3 separate regions of the Mus musculus genome follow, and regions 2 and 3 are each linked to region 1. The links are chromatin loops, found by intact Hi-C in ENCODE. Cell type or tissue: left cerebral cortex. All regions are shown on one strand.

Region 1 (8,000 bases):
AAGAGGCTATCTGTGGTCAAAACTCAAGGACATGAGGACAGAGGCTCCTCCCAAGGCACTCACAGGGGCCTCCATTTCTTAAGTTATCTCCTTTCCCTTGCCATTTGTTCCAGGCATATTCTTTCTCCACTCCCTACATCAGACAAGATCCAGAGCCAGAGAGCTCTTTATCAGACCTTTACCTCTCTACCCTCACCCAGTGCTGGCAGCAAGGGTCTAAGTTGGCAGGTTTGGGGTCACTGTTCAAAAGTGGACTTTGAAGCCAGGTGTGGCAGTACAGGCCCACAACCGCAACACTTAGGAAGCAGAGGCAGGGGCTGGCAAGATGGCTCAGCCTTTAAGAGCACTGACTGCTCTTCTAGAGGTAGTGAGTTCAAATCCCAGCAACCACATGGTGGCACAACTACCTGTAATGAGATCTGACACGTCTTCTGGTGCATCTGGTTAGCTACAGTGTACTTATTTATAATAATAAATAAATCTTTGGACCAGAGAAGCAGGGACTGAGCGAACAGAGTTGACCGGAGCAAGCAGGACCACAAGTAGAAGTCCTAAAAATTCAATTCCCAACAACCACATGAAGGCTCATAACTGGGGTGAGATGGCTCAGTGATTAAGAGCACCGACTGCTCTTGCAAAGGTCCTGAGTTCAAATCCCAGCAACCACATGGTGGCTCACAACCATCTGTAACAATCTGATGCTCTCTTCTGGAGTGTCTGAAGACAGCTACAGTGTACTTACATATAATAAATAAATAAGTAGATAAATGAATAAATAAAAAAGAAGGCGGCTCACTACCATCTATGCAGTTACAGTGTACTCACATACATAAAATAAATGAATAAATTTTTTTTTGTTTGTTTTTCGAAACAGGGTTTCTCTGTATAGCCCTGGCTGTCCTGGAACTCACTTTGTAGACCAGGCTGGCCTTGAACTCAGAAATCCACCTGCCTCTGCTTCCTAAATAAATAAATCTTAAAAAAAAAAAAAGGAAGCAGAGGCAGGAGGACTCTTAAGTTTGAGGTCAGCCTGAACTGTACAGTGAGACTATTTCAAAAAATATTTAAACAGGAGATTTCAATTGCCAGGTTTTGGAAAGCCCCTTTATCAAGGCAAGCAGGAAGAATGTGGGGCAGAGACTCTAGGACAAGAACTAAAGATTCCCTTACTCCCATCCAAAAATAAATCCATAAAAACAAAATACAAAAAAGCAAAGCCAATGGAGATCCTTTCTCCCTCACCATGTGCTCGGCCTTCTCTATTAGAATATATTTCCCAGTGCTTAAGATCAAGTGTAGGATATATTTTCCAAAACTTACTTGGCTAAGCTGAAATGAAAGCATTTTAAACTTACCCCGGGTCTCCAAACTGATGACTGAAGCCTGAGAATACTCTATTCCCAAAGCAGAGAAAGGCTGAGCAGGGGAACCTGGGGTAGGATTAGGAAGCAGAGCCAGCTGATTGAGGTAGAAAAGATATTGTACAGAGGAGGATGCTAAGGCTCGCCAAGGTTTCTGGGAGGTTTTAAAGGAGAAGTCTTGAGGAGTATGAGAAAGGCATCAGAGGAAGTCACTGAGCTCAAGGAGCTGTGAAGGAGATAATAAAAGACACCCAAATGAGACCTTAGCAGGCCTTATAAATGGTGGGGGTATTGGACAGAGGTATTGTTTTTTTTTTTATTTTTTGGTTTTTTGAGACAGGGTTCCTCTGTGTAGCCCTGGTTGTCCTGGAACTCACTCTGTAGATCAGGCTGGCCTGGAACTCAGAAATCCGCCTGCCTCTGCCTCCCGAGTGCTGGGATTAAAGGTGTGTGCCACCTCGCCCGGCCTTGGACAGAGGTATTAAGACAGACTTAAATCTGGGTCTCTAGAAAGAGGTGGGGGAATGTAGACCCTGAAACTACTGCAGGGAGATGCTGGGACTGACAGTCTTCGATTCTAGTGATAGAAACCCTTCACTAAAAATAATGGGAATGCACAGAAAAAGGTCTTTGATACTGACACTATAGTGCCAAGAAGCTGTGATATTAAGTGCGAAGAGGCAAGGAGAGGTCTCTGAGAGCAGACTCTTGGAGAGGGATTTCTAATGGAGCAACAAAGGTCTTGCGTAGATCTAAACAGGTACCACAGCTGCTGACAGGGTAGAGAAAGGAAGATGAATTTCAGATAATTTAAGCCTTAAAAGGATTACTAAAAATTAAGCATGGTGGTGTATACCTTTGATCCCAGCACTAGTGAGGCAGAGGCAGGCTGGCCTCTAAGAGTTTGAGACAGCCAAAGCCACACAGTAAAACTCTGTAATCATGATAATATATTACCAAGCAAATACTGCCTAGATCTTCAAATGGAATTAGGTTCCTCTAGTCAATTTTGTGACTCCACAGTAAATAGATGAGGTTTTCTACTCCTGTGGAAGATAAATGAGCCTGTTGGGGAAAAAGGTATCTGACAGTGATAGAGGTTCAGGGAAGTCAAAAGCAAATGCTGAGACTCTCTGAATGATGATGGTACTAGAAACCTTTAAAAAAGACGAGGGCAGATTCTGAGGCCTGTTGTTAGATTAAGGAATCTATAAAAAGAGAAGCTAGAATGCTGGTCTGCCTTTGAAGGCAAAAATTGGGTCTAGAATGAGACCATCGGGCAGATGGGGCTACAAATCAAGAGTCTGAAAGAGTAGATGGCGGCAAGAGATCACTAATGGAGAACTGTGTCCAAACAGGTCCTCCCTGGCGTCTAGTCCCATGAGAGACTAAAGGAAATATACTGGGGTTACGATGGCTGATGGAGAAGACAACAATGCTTCAAGAACAATGAGAACGTGAAAAAGGGGGGCGTCCCTAAAAGCAGGGAGAGTCTCTAAAGGCAGGTGCTTAAAAGAATAAGAATGCCAGGTGTCCACGATGGAGGATGCTATGTCAAAGTGGTATTGGGAGATCTCAAATGTAGGAATGGATTTCCCACGGAAAGGCTAGGCAGAGAGCTTTTCACCGGGTTTAATCCAGATGGCAGCTCTAAGGACAGATAGTATCCTGGGGGGAGGGGAGACTGGATGAAAATGCTAGACAAGGCTCTTCATTCGGAAATGAAGGCCACGCGGACCTTTCCTCAAGCCTGGCCCCTCTTAAGCCATGAGAGCAAATACTGAAGGGCTAGGAAGAGTCTCAAGGGAGATTTTGGGGCAGGTCTTCAAATAGCACACAAGTATGGACGGCTTTCATGAGCAGCGACACCGAATTCCGGTGCCTTTATGGAGACTGTGGGGAGTTCTGATAGGAAATGCATGGCTCAGGATCGGATCAAGATACCTGGTAATAGTGCTGAGCCAGAAGTCTCCAGAAGCTGAGATAGGGGTCTGACGTCAAGGTCAGATTTCGAAGCTCAAGGGAATAGGGGTGGTCCCAGACAGACGTGATCCACCCCACCCCAGGATTTGCACACCCCCACACCCGCTTGCCTAGTGACTCTTAATACCCAGGACACGGCAGTGCACTCAGACATTGGGCTGGCAGAGAGCCAGCAGGGACCCTCCCATACCTCCCAGAGCCCTTGCGCTTCGAGCCAGGTGCAGAGAAAAGCTATTACCAATGCCGGTTCCCCGGGTCGTGCCGCCGCCAACTCCTCAAGGAGCCGAAGTCAAGCTCGGCCGCCACCCTCCTCTTTCTCCTCCTCCTCCTGCCGCCTGGGCCAGCTAGGATCACTGTCGCCTTCTCCTTCCCCGACCGCGGTGGTTGTGGTCTTCCCTGCCACCCTCCTTCACCCCAGCAGCCGACACAAGATGGCGGCGGCAGAGCCCAAGGCCGGAACAAAACCCTGAGCCCCACCCCCAGAAACCCGGATGCAAGAGGACCGCGCCCACTCATGAATCATGTATTTTCCCTGCCCAGTTTGGGACTTCTTTAATTAGAAGGAGAACAGCTCCACCAAGTGGCTCTGGAGGCAGTAACTAGAAAAACAGGTAGAGCAAGAGGCTATGAAATATGAATAAAGAATTACTGCATCTAAGCTGTCAAAGAAATCAAGGAAGGACCTCAAGGCCATTCTTCCCGATCGTGAATCACGAAGCAAGGTTATGGGTTTACTAGGACTAGGCAACCAGAAAGTAGATGTTAAAGCATTACAACCACACCCCATGTTCATGAATAATGAATGATCTTGCAGTAGCTGGGAATCAAGGAGACCAAAGCTATATCGTATTCATGAATAATGCACGAGACTCAGTGAGATGGAACAAAAGAGGCAGGCCTGCCTTATTGCTCCATCTAATACCCAGTAAGCAAGAAACAGGGCTACTGCAGGCAGCACTCCTCTGACTCCTAAATACTGAATGAAGCTGTTGGAGCAGCAGCAGCAGCAGCAGCAGCAGCAGCAGCAGCAGCAGCAGCAGCAGCTCAACTTGAAAACAGAGAGGTCAAGAAAGGTTGTGTCCACCAGGTGTGGTGGTGTACACTTTTAATCCCAGCACTCAGTGGGCAGAAGCAGGAGGGTCTGAGTTTGAGGCCTGTCTGTAGAAGGAGTTCCAGGACAATCAGAGCTACACATAGAAACCTTGTCTTAGGGTGGTGGGGTGGGAACACCAAAAGAAAGATTGCGCCCAAGCTGCGCTTATGTGCATGGTGCTGCATGCCTTTAATCTCTGCACTAGGAAGGTAGAAGCAGGAGGTTCATTAGTCTGAGGCAAGCCTGGTTAACAGGAAACCCTGTCTCAAAAAAATGTACTGGGCTGGGGAGATGACTCAGCGGGTAAGAACACTGACTGCTCTTCCGAAGGTCCTGAGTTCAAATCCCAGCAACCACATGGTGGCTCACTGTAATGAGATCTGACGCCCTCTTCTGGTGTGTCTGAAGCCAGCTACACCGTACTTAGATATAATAAATAAATATTTGGGCTGGAGCAAGCGGAGTTGACCAGAGCGAGCAGGAATCCTAAAAATTCAATTCCCAACAACCACATGAAGGCTCACAACCATCTGTACAGCTACAGTGTACTCACATACATAAAATAAATAAATAAACCTTTTTAAAAAGTACCAATCCCATACAGTTCACGAATTATTCATGAGGTTTGATGGGCAGCCCCCACCCAAAGTGGCCCTGCCTAGCAAGTGGGAATTATGAGATAATAGTCAAGGCACTCACCATACTGGATAACCGTGCGAAGCCCAAGTGAGCAGTCTTTGCTCGTCATCCATGACCACTTAGGGGCGTATCTTGTTTAAGATAAATACTGCTAAATACAAACTCACTAGATGCCTTTGATAGGCAACGATAGTAATGAAACTAATCCAACTTAGCTGGAGATGTAGACTATGGATAAAGCACTTCCCCAACACCCTGGATTCAATTCATAGTATCATAAAAAACAAACAAACAAACAAACCATACCAATCCCCACCTCAAAAAAAATCCACTGATGAAATGTGTTATGAGAATGAGTACAGAACGGGTCTTAGAGCAGTGCTGCCACAAAACTGTTACAATTTTCAAATATGTGTAACTAAAGGCAATATGTAGACATATTTGCATTAATACAAAATTACTTACATTTGAGGACTTGAATGTTCCCAGATCAGAAAATGAGGATTAAGAATAAGAACTTACCTTGTGACTGAGTAAATATGTAGAAAGGGTCTAGAATAGTGCCTGGCACATTGTATCATATAATTAATCTGAGCAGTAGCAACACTATTTTCTTAAAAGATGGGGTTTTTGGGGGGTGTGCTAGCACAGCTCCTATAATTCCACAGTACTTGGCAGGCTGACACAGAAGGATCACTAATACCTGGCAAGTCTGGGGGAAAACAGACCCGGGAAAAAGAGACAGAAGTAGACACACAGACAGGGAAGAAAGGAAGGAGAGAAGAGGGAGAGGGAAAGAAGAGGAAGAGAGAGAAAGAGAGGTTTGAGACCATGCTGGTTTCAAACTATTCAAAATCCTCCTGCCTCACTAAGCACTAAGCGTCCCACCAACTACTCCTTTTAATTTCAAACAGTACTGCCTGAGGCAGGCAGGTCCCTAATTCTTTCAGCAAGCCTCAGGAAACAGCGACAGACTGGGGGTTGAGGGGAGGGGAGGGGAGGGGAGGGGAGAGGGGAGGGGAGGGGAGGGGAGAGGGGAGGGGAGGGGAGAGGGGAGGGGAGGGGGAGAGGGGAGGGGAGGGGAGAGGGGAGGGGAGAGGGGAGGGGAGGGGAGAGGGGAGGGGAGGGGGAGAGGGGAGGGGAGGGGAGAGGGGAGGGGAGGGGGAGAGGGGAGGGGAGGGGGAGAGGGGAGGGCAGGGGAGAGGGGAGGGGAGGGGAGAGGGGAGGGGAGGGGAGGGGAGGGGGAGAGGGGAGGGGAGGGGAGAGGGGAGGGGAGGGGAGGGGAGAGGGGAGGGGAGAGGGGAGGGGAGGGGAGGGGAGAGGGGAGGGGAGGGGAGGGGGAGAGGGGAGGGGAGGGGAGAGGGGAGGAGAGGGGAGGGGAGGGGAGAGGGGAGGGGAGGGGAGGGGAGGGGAGGGGAGAGGGGAGGGGAGGGGAGGAGAGGGGAGGGGAGGGGAGAGGGGAGGGGAGGGGAGGGGAGAGGAGAGGGGAGGGGAGAGGAGAGGAGAGGGGAGAGGAGAGGAGAGGAGAGGAGAGGAGAGAGGGGAGGGGAGGGGAGGGGAGGGGAGGGGAGAGGGGAGGGGAGGGGAGGGGAGAGGAGAGGAGAGGAGAGGAGAGGAGAGGAGAGGAGAGGAGAGGAGAGGAGAGGAGAGGAGAGGAGAGGAGAGGAGAGGAGAGGAGAGGAGAGGAGAAAGATCATCACTGCTAAGAATGTTCTTTAATACATCCAAGAAGAAAGAAAGAAAGAGAGAGAAAGAGGAGAGGAGAGGAGAGGAGAGGAGAGGAGAGGAGAGGAGAGGAGAGGAGAGGAGAGGGCGCGCACCAGTAATGGCTCCATTAAATTGGCTTGGAGGCGGGGAACGTTATCCAACTCTGAAACCCAACAGATCAAATTTGAATCCTAGTTCAGCCATTCACTGTTCAGCTTTAGGACAAATTACTTACCTGCCCTGTATCTCAGATTCTTTATCTATGAAGTAGGATGAAATCTACTTTTGAAAAGTTGTGAAGATAAAATGGATTAATAAAAGTAACTAAATGGGTGTAAATTATTATTATCCTGCATACCCACTTTTCGGACTCCCAAAAAGACTTGTCAAAGATGGGTCTTGAATCCAGAGTCTCGAGTCAGTAATCTAGAATTACTGAGACAAGGCAAGAACAATACCTGCGGCATCTTCTCTGATAGATGCCAGGTTTAAATGCTGGAACCTGTGAGGGAAAGCTAACTGCGGATCCCGAAGAAGAAACTGTAAAGACCACGCCCCTCATAAATTATGCATAGCACCCTTAGAAAAGCCTTTTTTTTTTTTTTTAAACCCACCGGGCGCTACTCACCTTCACAGATTATTGTATGGGTTATCAAGAAACTAGTTTGAGACTCAGACTTCGGGATACCCCGTCAACACGCCCCTTCCGCACGCTGATCCGCCCCCTAGAGAGCAATTCTCTTCTAGTGGACCAGGTACGAAAGAAGGTCCGCACCATAGTCCCACTAAAGCAGTAGCCAAGGACCGCTCAGTGGCCCGGTAGCCCTATGTCTGCACAGAAGAGCCTGGCAGACAGTCTTCCTGGCCTCGGTTGAGAGGCTCCTCTCCCAGGGTCTGGGCCCCTGAAGTGTCCGGGTTTCACAGCCCCGGGTAAACCAGCCGCAACCCCATCAGAGGTCACAAAGGCCACTGAAACCGTCACAGTGCCACGTTGGTGTCGAACATTCACACTGTCACTCGGTCCGGTCCCAAGACCCCAACTCCCGCCTTGACTTAAGTAACTTCAAACTTCTCTCCTCTTGGAGAGTCCAAAAATTCTGCCCTCCAACAGAGTACTCATACACAGACCCCGAGCCTCCCCCAAGTCCCCCCTAAGCCCTGCTTCCAAGGGGTATAAATCTGCGTCAGAGAATTACCTCATAAAACAGACTCCTAAA
Region 2 (8,000 bases), 280 kb before region 1:
TTTGTTTTTGTTTTTTGTTTTTTTTTCAAGACAGGGTTTCTCTGTATAGCCCTGGCTGTCCTGGAACTCACTCTGTAGACCAAGCTGGCCTCGAACTCAGAAATCCGCCTGCCTCTGCCACCCAAGCGCTGGGATTAAAGGCGTGTGCCACCACTGCCCAGCCCTCATAAACACTCTTAGCCACTAGGCATTTTACTTTGCTATAGTTCTCAACTATAGTAGTGGTACTATTGCTAATGACAGTCGGATCTAACTTTATACTTTACACTTGCTGTGTACCAGGCAGTATTCTATAGTCTCCAGCTTGCTTATAGTCTCCAGTCTTCATCATAGCCCTGTGAGACAGATAACTGAGAAAACTAGGGCATGTGGGTTCACAGATGGCCCAATAACTACTTAGATAGGGGAACACTTTTGACATGCCCCTCTCTCACCTCATTGCATCCCATATGAGGGCACATTCCTTAACAGCCAAATTAGTTTCAATCACCCAGCTTTTGTTTCTGCTGTTCTTTCTGACAACAGAGCTGTCTCCATTCTACTCTGTTCTCAGGACCCATCAGCTCAAGTCCTAGCAGTGGTGTGACTTTACATGAATGACTTAACTACTTTCTTCCTGTACTGGGCTAAAATGGGGGAGTCAGAACTATAGCCTTTCCAGTGTGAAAAAAATGTGTGGGTTAAACAAGTCACCTCACTGACCTTATCTCTTTCATCTCCACATTTCAGATCCATGCTATAGCCATGCTAACCTCACTGCTTCTCAAAAACAGCCGGTACAGGCCAGCCTCAGGGCCTTTGCATTAGCTCTTCTTTCTCCATTAACACTACTCCCACATCTCTGTATGGTAACTTTCAAGGTACTGTACACTTGCCATACCCAAAGGAATTTTTTCACTACCCTGTGCAGGGAACACACTAAAGATATTTGTAAGAATGTCATTTGATTTGTGAATAAAATGAGCGTAAAGGAAATGTGATGTTGGTGATATGAAAAGGCACAAATAGAAAAGATGTTTCAGAGAGTGCTTTCATGTCTTTGCATCTTGGGTAGTGTAATTTTAGTAAAACATGTATTTGTCACACTGGTGCTTGGGATATAATGTATAAAGGTATATACATAAAAAGGTTTCAAATATCATTTTTTGTATCAAAGTAGTCAACACCCACCTCTCTTTGACTATCTGATTTTGTATACCGAGCAGGGTTCAGATCTCTTTCCTGCTTGCTTTGGCCCTTTATACTCTGTCATGGTTAGACATGCTATATAGCTTATATAAATAGATATCTGTCTATCCTCCTCAGAATAAACATCCTATGGGAACTTACAGGCTTTATCTGCCCTTCATGTAAAAATATACCTCTGTACAGTAGGTGCTTGGAATAATCTGCTGCACAAATTAACTTGGGGGGTGTAGTATCTAGACGATGAATGATGGCTCACGGCTATATATTTCCAGCATGGAAGACCAAGAGAGAATTTACAGGAAATAAAAACTAGCCTGGGTGACATAGCGAATTCCAGACCAACCTGAACTACAGAGTGAGATGCTGTCACAAAACTGACAATGAAAATTGTATCCCAGACATCACCAAGGGGAGTGCAGATAAAAAAGGGAATGTAGGAATTAATTAAGATGTCAGTTACGACTTTTTAAATATTTAACAGCTATTTACTAAGCACCTAGTGAGTACCAGGCACTTATTGTAGATGCTGGAGATATAGAGAAGCAAAACAGGCAGAAATCCCTGTACATAGAAAGCAGGCAGGCATTACTAAAAGTGAGGGAGACAGACTGTATAGATAGGTAAAATGAAATACCACATTATACAAAGGCTAAGGAACAGACATGAAGTGGGGCAAATAGGACTAGAGTATCAAGGTATTTGAACTCTTAGAGACAAGGCATGCTACACTTGGAAATGTGACTCATAAGTTAAGGCCTGAAAGAAACAAAGGAGTAAGCCATATTGTGTAAAGGAAGAATGTACCAGAAAGAACACTCAATGCAAAGACCCTGAAGCCCAGATTATGGCTACCATGTTCAAAAGCCAGTGTGACTGGAAACAAGTTGAGAGGGAGGGATAGAAGTCAAGGTCATAGAAATTATGGAAGCCAGATGGTGAAGTCGTACAGAAAGTTAAGGGGGAGGGAGAAGGATGCCATACAACCTAAGGGCTAATGTTTATTGCATTTCTAGCATGTGCTACAGACAGTTTTCTAAGTACTTTACATATATAGAGACACATTGAGTCCTCATTTTTAAAAAGTATTTTTTGATTTGAGAGTAAGATACCCTATTTTACAGATATAGAACAAGGCATAGAGAGGTTGAACAACTTGCTCAAAGTCACACAGGCAGAACAGGGCAGAGTATGAGGCTGTGAAGATCAGCACAGAACAACTTTGCAAGAACAAACAAGTTACTCCATGCATTGGATCGTGCAGAGGAAAAACTCTACCTGGCAAGAAACATTATGGCCTCAGGTAGACACTTTAGAGCTTTTATATATGCTTTTCTCTTTATCAGAATTATCCTTCCCATGGACATCAATATGACTTGCTACCTCCCCTCCACCAAACATCGCTTCTTCAGGGAAGTGTCCTACTTGTCACTCTGGGATCTTGCCTGTTTATGTTTTCTTTGAGAACTGGCCTTGATTGGCTAGGGGTGCTCAGTTTGACTGCCAGCATCCAGCAGCTCCTCCAAGGGTGAGACCTTAGGCAGGTTACTTAACATCTTTCTCCACACTTCACTCACTTGTCTGCAAAATGGGAAGCATAATACAGTCCACCTTTTGGAGGGTATTATTATTTTGTTTTCTTCCTTTTTTTTGAGACATTTCTTACTGCCCTATGAATGTGTGGATTATAATATGCAAGGGCTCCTGTCTGTTGTGTCCTAAGCTGTTTTAAGGCACCCAGAGAATGAGGTGAGGAGTGGAAAGAAAGCCTTCTGGGAAGGGCAGGTAACTAGGATTCCTGGTAAGGCCTGTGTGGGAAAAAAAAAAAGCAGCAATCAAATTCAGCCTGTCTCTTTGATAAGCTAGTAGTTGATCAGATTTCACTCAGCTGCTGGGTTCTGGCATAGCTCAGAGGAGGCGGTGAAATTGCCTGTTTTTGCCACTAGGGGTCACACTGCACTCTATAGGCCTCTGAAAGAATCTGGTGTTGGGAATATTTAGTCCCTTAGAGCTGGGGGGGGCGGGGGCGGGACTCTGATCCACTGTCCCTCGGCACTCTAATTTGGACAGCTGCCTAACACTGTTTCTGCTAAAAGAACCTTGAACTGGCTCAGACATATGAGGATCATACTATAATTTCATGCAGATTAAAGAATAAAGCTATAAATCTAAATCATAGGTTCTTCAAAACCTTAAAAGGTTTATTCTTAATCCTTAATCCAACAATCCGAGCCAGGTGGACAGCTGGTTGATTAAGTCCCATCCTTGCAGGGACTTAAGCAGGTTCAGTGTTAGTTCCAGTTTGGTTATAGGAAAGGGTAATGGTAGGATAACAGGTGAACAGTGAACATCCTTCTAATGAGGTGATAATTTGTTTTGCTTTTTTTATTGAACATAGATTTCTCTCTATCCCCATAAACTGTAAGATATCTATAGGTATAGATATCTACCTATAGATATCTTACAGTTTGCCCCCATCTGTATTCCTCCCAGTTCTTTCCCACCTCCCCTCCCATTAGAAAACAAACAGGCAGCAGGGTAGTCATGGTGTGGTACAGGCCTTTAATCCAGGGCAGCCAAGAGGCCCTGTCTCAAAAAAACAACAACAAAAAGCCAGGCAGTGGTAGCAAGTGCCTTTAATCCCAAATCTCAGGAGGCAGAGGCAGGTGGATCGCTGAGGCCAAGGCCATCTTGCTAGTTTCAGGACATCCAGTACTATACAGACCCTGTCTCAAAATAAAAACAGGAAGGAAAGAAAGGAAAGGAACAGAACAGGCTTCTAAGAGATAATAATAAAATATAATAAAAGAAAAGAAAAAGAGCCCAAGAGAAGGCCCAAGAAACAGACCCATTCATTTGAACACTAGGGAATCCCATAAAACACTAAATTGGAAGCCATAATATATACACAAAGGATCTGATGCAGGTGGTTAAATGCTCAGACTCCTGAAACTGGTCATGGTGACCCATGCCAAGTATCTCAGTACTAGGGAAGTGGAAGCAGGTAAAACAGGAGTTCAAGGTCATCCTCAGCTGGATGGCAAGTTTGAGGCTTTCCTGGGCTATCTAGACCCTGTCTCTAAAAATAAATAAATAACAAAACCACTTAGACCCCTGAAGGGTGATACTTGGGTCAAATGCAGGAACTGTCACAACAGTGAAGTCACTTGGACATCTTTTCCCTTGTGTAAAATTAGTGATATTGTAATAAGAATATCTCCTTTCCAAAAGGAAAAAAATGCCTATTTTTCTGAGTTGGGATGAGAGATAAGTGAGTCAGTGCCTATAAAAATAACAGCCCATGCCTTTATCTAAAACCCCATAGACCAGTTATATTTCAGAATTGTGAATTTTTCAGTTTAGAAAGGTAGCATGGTGCACATATGACATGTTACATAACACCTTCAACCAGCTCTGTCACCAGCTGCTTTTAGATCGCTGCACCAAAATGTATGAACAGTCATACTAAGCAAAGATCAATAAAAACCAGAATGGGCCTTGCTTTCTTTCCAATCATGTTTTGTTGCCAAAAGAACTAAAAAGAAGCCTTCGTTCTTAGACTGTTTTGGATTAAGGAATAGCAGAAAAAAAGATTTGTGAACAAATTAGAAAATATTTATGTAAAGTTTATAACCCAAGCATGTTAAATTTAAAATTCACATAATAATAATGATACATGGTCTCTATAGATAAGTATATTACTATCCCTGTTTCACAGATGAGAAGATTTGTAATACAAAATAAGTATAATGAATTGGCCAAAATCCCACAGCTAATAACTAGCAGATCCAGGATTTAAACCATAAAAGTCTAACAGTTTAGGTTGATTGTGCAGTAGGCAAGATGGCTTTCTGCTTAGAGCAGTGCTTCACATAAAGAGTAAATACATACTTGTTTTTAAAAAGGCTCATAGCCAACCATTGGATTGAGCACAGGGTTCTCAATGGAGGAGCTAGAGAAAGGACTGAAGGAGCTGAAGGGGTTTGCAGCCCCATAGGAAGAACAACAGTATCAACCAACCAGACCCCCCCAGAGCTCCCAGGGACTAAACCACCAACCAAAGAGTACACATGGAGGGACCCATGGTTCCAGCTACATATGTAGCAAAGGATGGCCTTGTCGGGCATCAATGGGAGGAGAGACCCTTGGTCCTGAGAAGGCTCAATGTCCCAGTGTAGGGTGGAGAGGCGGGGTGGGGGGTGGGGAAGCACCCTCATAGAAGCAGGGGGAGGGAGGATGGGATGGGGGTTCCCAGAGGGAAAACTGGAAATGGGGATAACATTTGAAGTGTAAATATATAAAATATCCAATAAAAATAAAAAGAAATTAAAAGGCATGGGTTCCGGGTGAAGCTCTGTGATAAATCTTGTACTTAACATGCATAAGTCCCTGGATTTGATCTCTAGCACTACAGAAAGAAGTAGCTGCCTTGTTTGCTGGGGTGTGTGTAATCTCAGCACTTGGGAAATGGAAACAATAGCATCAGGAACTTGAGGACAGCTTGAACTACATAATACCCTATCACAATGCAGCAGCAACAATGGCAAAAAGAGAGAGAGAGAGAGAGAGAGAGAGAGAGAGAGAGAAGATTCATGTGGCCTCATCCTTTCCTGTGGATCTAAAGGCCTTTAATGGTTACTTCAGTGATGCAGGGTCCATGTTCCTGAAAACAAACCTTCACCATGGCCTTGTAAGCAACTCTACTAAAATTCATTGGATCACAAAAAAGTCATAATATACAAAGAAGCCTAGTTGGGAAGAGGAAGATAATCAGTGGGAAGGGAGGGGAACGGGATAGGTTAATGGAGGGAAATTTAATCAAAGTCATTATATTAGAAATGGTATAATGATGGCGCACGCCTTTAATCCCAGCACTTGGGAGACAGACACAAGTTGATTTCTGAGTTCGAGGCCAGCCTGGTCTACAAAGTGAGTTCCAGGACAGCCAGGACTACACAGAGAAACCCTGTCTCGAAAAAAACAAAAACAAAAAAAAAAAGAAAGAAAAAGAAATGTTATAATGAAACCCATTATGTATAAATAATAGAAACCCACTATGTATAATTAATATATGCTCATCAAAAAGAAAAAAATTTAAACGCTTAAACCGTACAGGAACAATCCCAGGTTAGAAAAATTGGGGGATCAAGGAACAGAGAAGAGTACGTATTCAGATTCAGGAAGGCTTCATAACGCAAAGGACTTTTCAGTGGGTCCTCTTCGTCGTTTTTAGAGGACGACTGCTCAAAGAGGAAAGGAGCTCCATGTACAGTGAACAGTACTTGCAAAGGGCTACCAAAAGGCACATCCTAGAAAAGTTGATAGGAAAGGGGAGAGAGAGAGAGAGAGAGAGTTAATGTGAGTTAAGTTATGGATATTACACTAGTTTTCTAGTCCCGCTATATAATTTATTCTCATTGAAACTATACATTTCTGTAGATGCATTGGTACATACCTGTATTCCCAGTACTCAGGAAGCTGAGGCAAGAGTTCAAGACCAGCCCGGGCTACATAGTAAGACTCTGTCATTTAAAAAAATATATAATTTATCATCTGACAGAAGCCCAACACTGATCTTGCCAGGCTAGCATTAAAGTCTAGCAGGACTTTTAGTCCTTTCTAGAAGAGGTTTGTTTCCTGCTCATTCAGGTTGTCCCTTTAGTTGTAATGCTGATTTCCTTACTGGCTTTAAGCTGAGGGTCATTCCAGATTTGTGGAGCTGCCCAATTTTCCTGTCTTAGAGCCTTCTCCAGAATCAAGAAATAGCAGAGAAAGTCCTTCTGCCATTCTGCCCTAAACTCTGTTTTAGCCTCATTTCTCTGCTTTGAAAAGAGCTCATACAGTGGTTGACCTCAAATAAAGCCAGAGTGATTGCTATATCTTAAGGTCTGTAATCTTAATTTCATCTCAGAATTCATTTATGCTATGTAGCCTAACCTGGTCACAGACTCCAATAACTAGGATATGGAACTCTTTGGGGCTCGGGTTGTATTCTGTCTTCCCTCTGGCTCCTAAAGATTCACATGCATCAAGGCTGGACTGAGGGCTCAATATAAAGAATGCTTGCTGCTCTCACAGAGAAGCAGAGTCCAGTTCCCAGCACCCATGTTGGGCAGTTTATAACTGCCTGAACTCTAGCTCCAGGGAATCCATTGCCCTCTTCTGATCTCTCTTGGCACCAGCACACATGTGTACATATAGTCACATGGACATACTCACATATTTTTTCCTTTAATTCTTTTTTGTCACACATGTAAAATACAAGGGGCATCCAAAGCTACATGAAGAAGTTTAGGAGACTGTTTAGGGAATAGTAGTGAGATTTGGGAACAGATGTGGAGGCAAGGTAACAAGAAACGAATCATTTTTGCTCTCTTCCAGGTACTCCTGGAATGGCGTGAGTGCTTCCCTAGTGATGGACCCATCTGTGACGCTGTGGCAGTTTCTGCTGCAGCTTCTGAGAGAACAAGGTAATGGCCACATCATCTCCTGGACCTCACGGGATGGTGGTGAGTTCAAGTTGGTGGATGCAGAGGAGGTGGCCCGGCTATGGGGACTGCGCAAGAACAAGACCAACATGAATTACGACAAGCTTAGCCGGGCCTTGCGGTACTACTATGATAAGGTATGGCCTCAAAGACCAGGACTGCAAACCCTTGAAATTACTGTCGGAAAAACTCTGTTTTTTTTTTTTTCCTTTTGAGACAAGGTCTTATAATGTAGTCTAGATTTGTCTGGAACTTAACTATGTAGCCTAAGCTGGCCTCAGTTTCACTGTCCTGTCTCTACCCCCAATTTCTGGAATTACACTTCAG
Region 3 (8,000 bases), 130 kb before region 1:
TGTGATGATCTGAGTTTGATCCCCAGAACCCACATAAAAAGCCAAATGCAGTAGTTTCTTTTTGACTTAGTTAGTTTAAACAGAGCCATTTATGGGACTGTCCAATTAGGACTACCCATTGGAGCCCTGGTGGGTTCACCAGTTGATACACAACTAAAGGGAGTGATTCCCCTCACTCTGAATCTATTAGCAACAAATAATTTAGCAGGGTGAGGTCAGTAGGGTCCATGAGGCACATCCATGCCTGACTGTTGATGTGTTTTTGTCTGTCTATTTTTGTTCAGGCCTAATGCAGGCATCCACATCTGCTATGAGTTTATGATTGCAATAGTTGTGTCTTGCTTAAAAGATAACATTTGCAGCCCTTCTCCCTAAATTCTAGCTCTTATATTCTTTCTGTCCCCTCTTCCATAATGTCCCTTAGGCCTTAGAAGGGCTAACCACTTGTCACTTGTTCTCAGCACTTTGTTCAGCCATGACTCAGCACCCACCATTGTTCATTGGAACTCTAATTAAAGCCCTGGCTGTCCTGGAACTCACTCTGTAAACCAGGCTGGCCTCGAACTCAGAGATCCACCTGCCTCTGCCTCCTGAGTACTGGGATTAAAGGCGGGTAGAACAGACCTGTAATATTAGCCACTTGGACAGCTAAAGGCATGAGAATTGCAAGCTCAAGGCCTGTCTGGGCTATGAAACAACGTCAAGTCCAGCCTGTTCAACTCAACATGACCCTGTCTCAAAATACAGGGTAAAAAATTTTAGCTTAGTAATAAAATGCTTCCTTGGGATATATGAGGCCCTTGGTTCAGTCCCTAGTATCAAAAGAAAGAAAGAAAGAAAGAAAGAAAGAAAGAAAGAAAGAAAGAAAGAAAGAAAGAAAGAAAGAAAGAAAGGGAAAAGAGAAGAGAAGAGAAGAGAAGAGAAGAGAAGAGAAGAGAAGAGAAGAGAAAGGGATCAGTTAGAAGGAGTGAGGAAGAGAGGGAAGAAAGAAAGACTGGCATTTGCAAGAACATGGATTGTCTCTATATTAATCCTGGTTATTTAGCTCCTCCAGGACATTATGCTAAGATACTGTAGAGTGTTTAGATATGTCTTTTTAGTAATGATTATATTTGTTCTAAATGCTCAATTACACCATCTTTCTTTGTTCAGATGTAGTAAGTTGCAAAGGCAGTTTCTCAAAATTGCTTTCCTCTTATTTTGATGTTTCTGCTATTTAGATTATAACTGTTTAGATGGTTCCCTAAAATATTTTGAGATAGGAATACTGGCATATTATGCTATGGATGCTTTCATATATAAAACTGTATTTGGGGCAGCTGAAGAGATGGTTCAGTAGTTAAGAGCACTTACTGCTTTATCATGAAGACTGGAGTTCAATTTCTAGCATCCACATCAGCCTGTTCACACATGCCTGCAAATCTAGCTTGAAAGGATCTATATGTCTGCTGACCTCTGCAGGCACCCATTGCCAGACATCACTCTGTCTCAAAATACAGGGTAAAAATTTTAGCTTAGTAATAAAATACTTGCTTGGAAAGGAAAGGAAAGGAAAGGAAAGGAAAGGAAAGGAAAGGAAAGGAAAGGAAAGGAAAGGAAGGGAAAAAAAAGGAAGGGATCAGTTAGAAGGAGTGAGGAAGAGAGGGACCAAAATGGTTGGATTATGTAGGAAAGAGCAACCCAGCCTCCTAGGATGGAGAATTCAGAGTATGGGTAACAGTAGGAGCTGTGGGATACTGGAAGAGAACCTGTTGGCCAGGTCTGCTTTGATATGTTAAATAGGCACCTCAGCCATTTGTCTTAGGTTTGAAACCTAATAGTCCAGCCTTTTTGTTGACCATAAGAGGCGAAGCAATCTCCCCAATATTATGTCCTGCTGACATTGGGGCATTTGTGTTTCGGGCGGGGAGTAGGAAGAGAAAGCTGGAATACTTATTCTTGAAGAGCAGACTGTTTTAGCGCCTGTCCAAACTCTACAGGACCACTGGGGCTAGGAAAATACAGGCAGAGTTTTGGAGCGGTCTGTGACACTGGACCACCTGGGGCTAGCCACTTTGAAGCTGTCTAGGATGCAGATTTTAAGGGAACACCTGGAGCTAGCAGTCGGCAGTTGATCTGAAATCTGCTGGGACTGATGTCTAGGGAGAAAAAGGAAAGTTAAGGAGTTTAGGGAAGTTGTTTGTTTGTTTGTTTGTTTGTTTGTTTTTAAATCTAGGGTGTACTTTGAAACTTTCAGACCCATGGTCCTGGCAGTTGGGGGAGGGGAGTCCCAAGACCAGCGGAGAGTTAAAAATTCCACCCTCAGAAATAGGAAGTAGGCAGGAAACCTCAGGCTGTTGGTTGATAGGAGAACTTTTTTGGAGTTCATTTGAATTGGATCCAAGTGGATTCCCTGAAGCTTAAAAGATTTTTTTTAAGTTTACAAAAAGAGATAAGTTGTGAGCTATTTTAGCATTACCACTGTTTATAACCTGTACTGAAATGCACATTGTAGATAGAGCCATGTATTGTAGTAGAGTCATGCCTTTGAGTTGTAGGAAAAGTTTGGGGACTCAAAGATGACTTTTGGGTTAAAAGCATGATCACTCTTTCCTCTGTCCAGATGAGGGCGGATATAGATTGGACAGGCACTTTAGCACACTGAGAAGAACTTTAAATCTATACTTAGAAGACAGACAAATAAAATGCTGGAGAGATGGCTCAGTGGTTAAGAGCACTGACTGTTCTTCCAGACATCCTGAGTTCAATTCCCAGCAACCACACGGTGGGTCACAACCATCTGTAATAGGATCTGACTATGACAGTGTACTCATATTTTAAAAAAAAAAAAGAAAAGAAAAACAACAGCAAAACAAATAAAATGTAAAATCTTGAGAGCTTGTGATTATAATAATATGCTTTACCGGAGCTACAATAATAGCTTACATTAATAGCTTATCAGAACTCTACTGATGAATGCTAAAACAACTTTGAAGTCTTTTAATTAATGGTTTTAAGTGTAGGAGTGCTCTGTGTGCATATACACCTGAGCGCCAGAAGAGGGCAACGGATCCCTTTAGATGGTTGCGGGAATTGTATTTAGGACCTCTGGAAGAACAGCCAGTGTTTTTAGCCGCTGAGCCATCTCACCAGCTGGTGAAGTCTTTTGTTGTTGTTGTTGTTGTTGTTGTTGTTGTTTTCTTTTTGTTTTGTTTTGTTTTTTCCAATCCAAGGTTTCTCTGTGTAGCCCCGGCTGTCCGGGAAATCTCTCTGTAGACCAGGCTGGCCTCAAATTTAGAAATCTCCCTGCCTCTGCCTCCCAAGAGCTGGGATTACAGGTATACTCCACCACTGTCCAGCTGGTGAAGTTTTAATATAACAATAACATAGTGAGGGAAAGAATTTTGAAGCATTATTAATTTTTTTTTTTCTGAGACAGGGTTTCTCTGTGTAGCCCTGGCTGTCCTGGAACTCACTTTGTAAACCAGGCTGGCCTCGAACTCAGAAATCCGCCTGCCTCTGCCTCCCAAGTGCTGGGATTAAAGGTGTGCGCCACCACGCCCGGCTGCATTTTTAATTTTTTATATACTTTAAATCATTTCGTTATATCTTTACAGATTGTATTTACACAACTTAAAACAGCCTCCTAGAATTTATAACCTACATAAGCTTTAATTTTTTTATGTAATTATTTATCAGGAGACACAAGTGGTTGATAATTGAGAACAGTCACTGTAAAGAAAGTACCTTTAAATAGAGGAAGAGTAAAAAGTTACTTTGAAACCTGAAACCTGTTTTGGTTTTGGTTTTTTTGGTTTTTGTTTTTTTTTTTTTTTTTTTTTGAGCTTATCTCTTTTTAGCAAGATAAACTGTTCCTCTCTCACAGCGGAGGTCTAAAAGCTCTAGGAAAGCCTGAGGCTTTATATTTGCATATGAAGAGAACTGTGAAGCCTGCGGGGAGAAGGTGCAGGGAGAAGCTGAGTGCTTGCGGCTGTTAAACCTAGAAGTTAGTCAATGAATACCCTCAGAGATCTGAGAAGGATAAATTCTAGCTGGAAGGACAAGCCAAAAGGTCTTTGTTATCAGTTAAAATGTCAATAACATTCCCGTTATCTAAAATGGGTTACTTCAGGGTTCTGTAATCTTGATAGTTTCCTTGGAGTCATATTGAGCAGCAGGGCCTTTGGCTGTCACACCCAAGAGATTTGTCCTGTAGAGGAGCTTGGGAAAACTCACCTTACTTTTTGATCAGGCAAAGTAGGGTGATCAACCCAAAAATGCCCAGTTTGTGTAGGGCCCTGGCAGCAGGTGAGACCCTGGGCAGTTTTCTCCAGGGGTTAGTGTTACCACCATCCAGGTGGAGTCACCATGCCCCATCCGTCTTCTTTAGTGGGATACCCACTAGGAAGAGGCATGTCTATTATGGAAAGCTTAAACTTTGTTTTGTTTTGTTTTGTTTTCGAGACAGGGTTTTTCTGTGTAGCCCTGGCTGTCCTGGAACTCACTCTGTAGATCAGGCTGGCCTGGAATTTAGAAATCTGCCACCCTCTGCCTCTCAAGTGTTGGAATTAAAGGTGTGATCCACCATCATCCAGCTACTTAAATGTTTTAAATGCCACGTTCAGTAGCTCTCTGAAGAGTTTGAGGACAATAAATTCCTTATTTACTTGCTTTAGGCTTAACTTTGAAAACACATTCAGAAGGCTAAATAAAGCTTGTCATTAAATGAACAGTTTACAAACTAGAAGTTTAACAAAGTTACCAAAGATGAAGAAGCTAGACAAATAGTACTGTGACTTAGGAATTTATAAACCATCTTTATTAAATATAGCTTGTCGAACATATGTTGTTAGTTATCTAAATTCTCTGGAAGCCTGGTGTTGAGCAGTTAGGAAAGACATAAATAAGTAGCTATATATCCTAAATCAGCTTTTGTTAATCTGAGTAGACACTATTTGTGGCAGCTTTGACAGTTTGTGTTTGGTTTCTGCACACACACACCTCATACACACAAGGGACTGAGATGCATATTTCACACACCAAAGCAGACTTGGCCCTGGCCTCCTAAAGGTTCTTCCAGCGTCCCTCAGTCCCTATCTGTCCCCAACTCAGAACTTTCCAGCCCAAGGGCTGGGCTGCCCTCCCCCCCCCAGATGTTCTTCCCTTTATAATCCAGACATTTTGATCCCCCCTTCTCTCTTCTCTCTCTCCCTCACTCCCCTTTCCATTAAACCTGTGTTTAATATAATCTAATCTGACTTTCATTGGTGAAATTCTCATTTCCTTGGTGGAGAAATAACTTATCACTTTGGACTGATCTTCCAGGAGCCCGTATAGACCTGATAACTTTTAGGGCCTTGATTTTTAGTTAGATAAGAATTAGGCATGAAGTTACTCATTATTATTGTGTCAAGGTCAGATGTCAGATAGCCATGTCAGCTTGCTTTTGGCTTCCACCCAGCCTGCTAGGTTCCCACTGGCGGGTCGTAACCACACCAACCCCGTGCTTCAAATCCCCCACAGCCTTTGAGAACCACCTCAGGCAAACCCACACTTGGCCACTATATCTTTCTCTCTAGACCCAGAAGGTCTGCTGCGTGAAGGAAAACACAACACAAACTTAGTTCAGAAACAATGGTAACTCAATCTCTGGGCACAATAACTAAAACCTAATCTTGTAAGCCTTATTAAAATCTGATTCCTCTGGTGGCAAATTCTTGCAGATTCGCCATGATACCCGGAAACTCTAGCAGCTACATCTTACCCCTCTGCTGTCCTGTTCCAAAAATAAATTAACACCAGGATCACACTCATATCAACACGTCCAACAGATGACTCAGACCATGTGTGGTGGCTCACAATTTAAATTCCAGCACTTGAAAAGCAAGAGGAAGGTGTGTTTGAGGCAAGCCTGGTCTATATCACCAGTTCCAGGCCAGCCAGGGCTACATAGACTCTATCTCAAAAAGGGGAGTGGTAGTAGACACAGAAATATAATTCAAAAACAGCCAACAACCAAGTAAATATATTAACCAAAAGCATGAAAACATACGTCAAAACACTAAAATTATTCTTCTTGAGATTGGTGTTTTCAACCTCTGTATTGTGACATATACTCACACACACACACAAACATACACACACACACACACACACATACACCCCAGCCATACTGGACAAGCAGACCTTGAACATCTGCCAGGCAGGTGGAACAGACCTTGGCTAAGCAGACCTTGAATATTTGCCACAATAGGCAGAATATACAGGCCTTGAACGATAAGCTTTATTGGCCTGAATAGAGACATCTGCCTTGCCTGCAGCTGCAAACTTTGATGTACTGTAAATGAGCTGACAAGAAATGGAAACTTATCGGATTGGCTGCTGTGCCATTGCTACCCTGCGTTACTGTCCTGGAGATGGGTTTTGTGGGTTTTCACTTTATATACACTGTGCTGAATATTAAGCTTTGATCCTTGATCAGAACCTTGTCTTCTTGACTCCATGTTTCTCTTGCCCCGCGCCCTTTTCATTTCCAGCCCTCCTTTCAGGTGAGCCTTGCTTGACAGTATACTACTGGATGGCCACACTGTATCAACATTTTGTACAAAATTCGAGCTCCTGCTCTCAAGAGGTAAACTATGGCAATGAGGCTGTACCCTATCCTAAGTCACTATGTATTGTGACTTTTAGACTAAGCCTTGCCATAGGTGACTCCATTTGACAAAAGCAACATTTGGCTCCATTTTGTAGGTGAAATGAATTTGCTTGTAATTGTGCTTATAGATACCACTACCTGTCTAGCACCATCATCCGTAAGGAACAGCCTGATAAGTAACTTATTCCTCAAAATGAGAAGGCACCAGCTATTGTTAAAGTGGGAATGTATGAACACATGGGTGCATTCCATATGTCTGAGGATGTAGCTCAGTGGTGGAGTGCTTACCTAGTATGTTCAAGGCCCTGAGTTAAGTGTGCTGTATGGCAAAAGAAAAGAAAAGAAAAAACAGATAAACCAAGTCCAATGACTTACTGAACACACCAGTCTGATAAAGGGTACACTCTCACCTGAGCCCTATAAAAAGGACACATAACACTGTGATGGCTCTGCCAATCCAATCTGACCACCTAGGGTGTCTATTAAAGCACTTACAGGTTTCTGCTCACTTGGTCCCTATTGCTGGTATGGCTCACTCAAATTACCACTTACCTGTCCATCTTTCTAGACCCAGTCCTACACCTAGCCTCTATAGCTTAACTCAGCCCTGTAGCCCTGACTGAAACCAGAGGTTCCAGCTTGGCACTGTATGTCTATTAATCTTCTCTAATCACCAGTAGTGAATTCCTTTGTATACATGTCAACTCTTAGCTGTCTCCAGTAAAGCCACTGTGGACTCTGCTGCAGGCTTTTTATACTTTCTGTAGCTATTCTGTAACACACACACACAACCTTTCTGTAGTCATTCTGTAACCTATACAAACACAATATAGATCGTCTATCTACTCATCAATTGTATGCTCTAAGAGTTAAATATTAGTAATTAAAATCAGAGTAAAATGTAACTTTCATTCCCCTGATGCAGTTATTTAGGAGGCTTACTCCTAGGTCTGTGAACCTAGGTCTAGTCCTGGAAGCTTCTAGCCTCTACAGTCTAATCTAGGCCCAGAATGTTTCCAGCTTCTGAGACTCACTGCTGAGTTAGCTCACGCCTTTCTAGCTCTTTCTGAACTCTGGCTGGCTAGTCGATTCAGCTGTTCTGGCTCAGCCTCCTCTCCTGGCTGACTGATTTAATCGGGGCTCTTTCAGCTCCTGACTGAATTGCTCCGCTTGACCTCATAGTCACTCTGGCAATCTGTTCTAATCTTCTGGCGCATTCTCATTTTCATCCTCTCTTCATCTGTGTCTAGCTTGTTCTCTCTGTGCAACCTGTCTCTGTACAACTGTCCCAGTAAAAAACTGCCTCCTTTCTCTCTTCTCTCTGCACTGCCCCTTAAGTAGTTTCCCTTTCCTCTCTTCGACTGAA

Evidence for each region. Hi-C counts contacts between places; a loop is a spot of excess contacts. Peaks named below come from ENCODE experiments on the same cell type or tissue, not always from the same donor. Only the 100,000 strongest peaks of a DNase experiment are listed, where the experiment ranks them.
Region 2: a loop joins it to region 1, with 6 times the contacts of the local background. A loop is called at or near these places in 21 of 42 quality-filtered maps.
Region 3: a loop joins it to region 1, with 2.8 times the contacts of the local background. A loop is called at or near these places in 8 of 42 quality-filtered maps.

Annotation. Positions count from the first base shown.
Region 1 is chrX:20,658,708-20,666,707 of GRCm38, reverse strand. Uba1 (ubiquitin-like modifier activating enzyme 1) reads right to left here and starts at 3,812. Exons shown (of 26, transcript NM_001136085.2): 1 at 3,583-3,812. In left cerebral cortex, a CTCF peak has its summit at 3,930; DNase peaks (open chromatin) are centred at 3,099, 3,857, 4,563 and 7,614; H3K4me3 peaks cover 3,124 bases; H3K27ac peaks cover 848 bases.
Region 2 is chrX:20,941,364-20,949,363 of GRCm38, reverse strand. It overlaps Elk1 (ELK1, member of ETS oncogene family), which reads left to right. Exons shown (of 6, transcript NM_007922.5): 2 at 7,567-7,810. The coding sequence starts at 7,601. Among named protein-coding and RNA genes, the nearest start is that of Elk1, 5.2 kb to the left of the region's middle. In left cerebral cortex, a CTCF peak has its summit at 3,122 (motif pointing right); DNase peaks (open chromatin) are centred at 3,122 and 4,556.
Region 3 is chrX:20,788,482-20,796,481 of GRCm38, reverse strand. No RefSeq gene overlaps it. Among named protein-coding and RNA genes, the nearest start is that of Gm26065, 8.0 kb to the left of the region's middle. In left cerebral cortex, a CTCF peak has its summit at 3,021 (motif pointing right); a DNase peak (open chromatin) is centred at 3,083.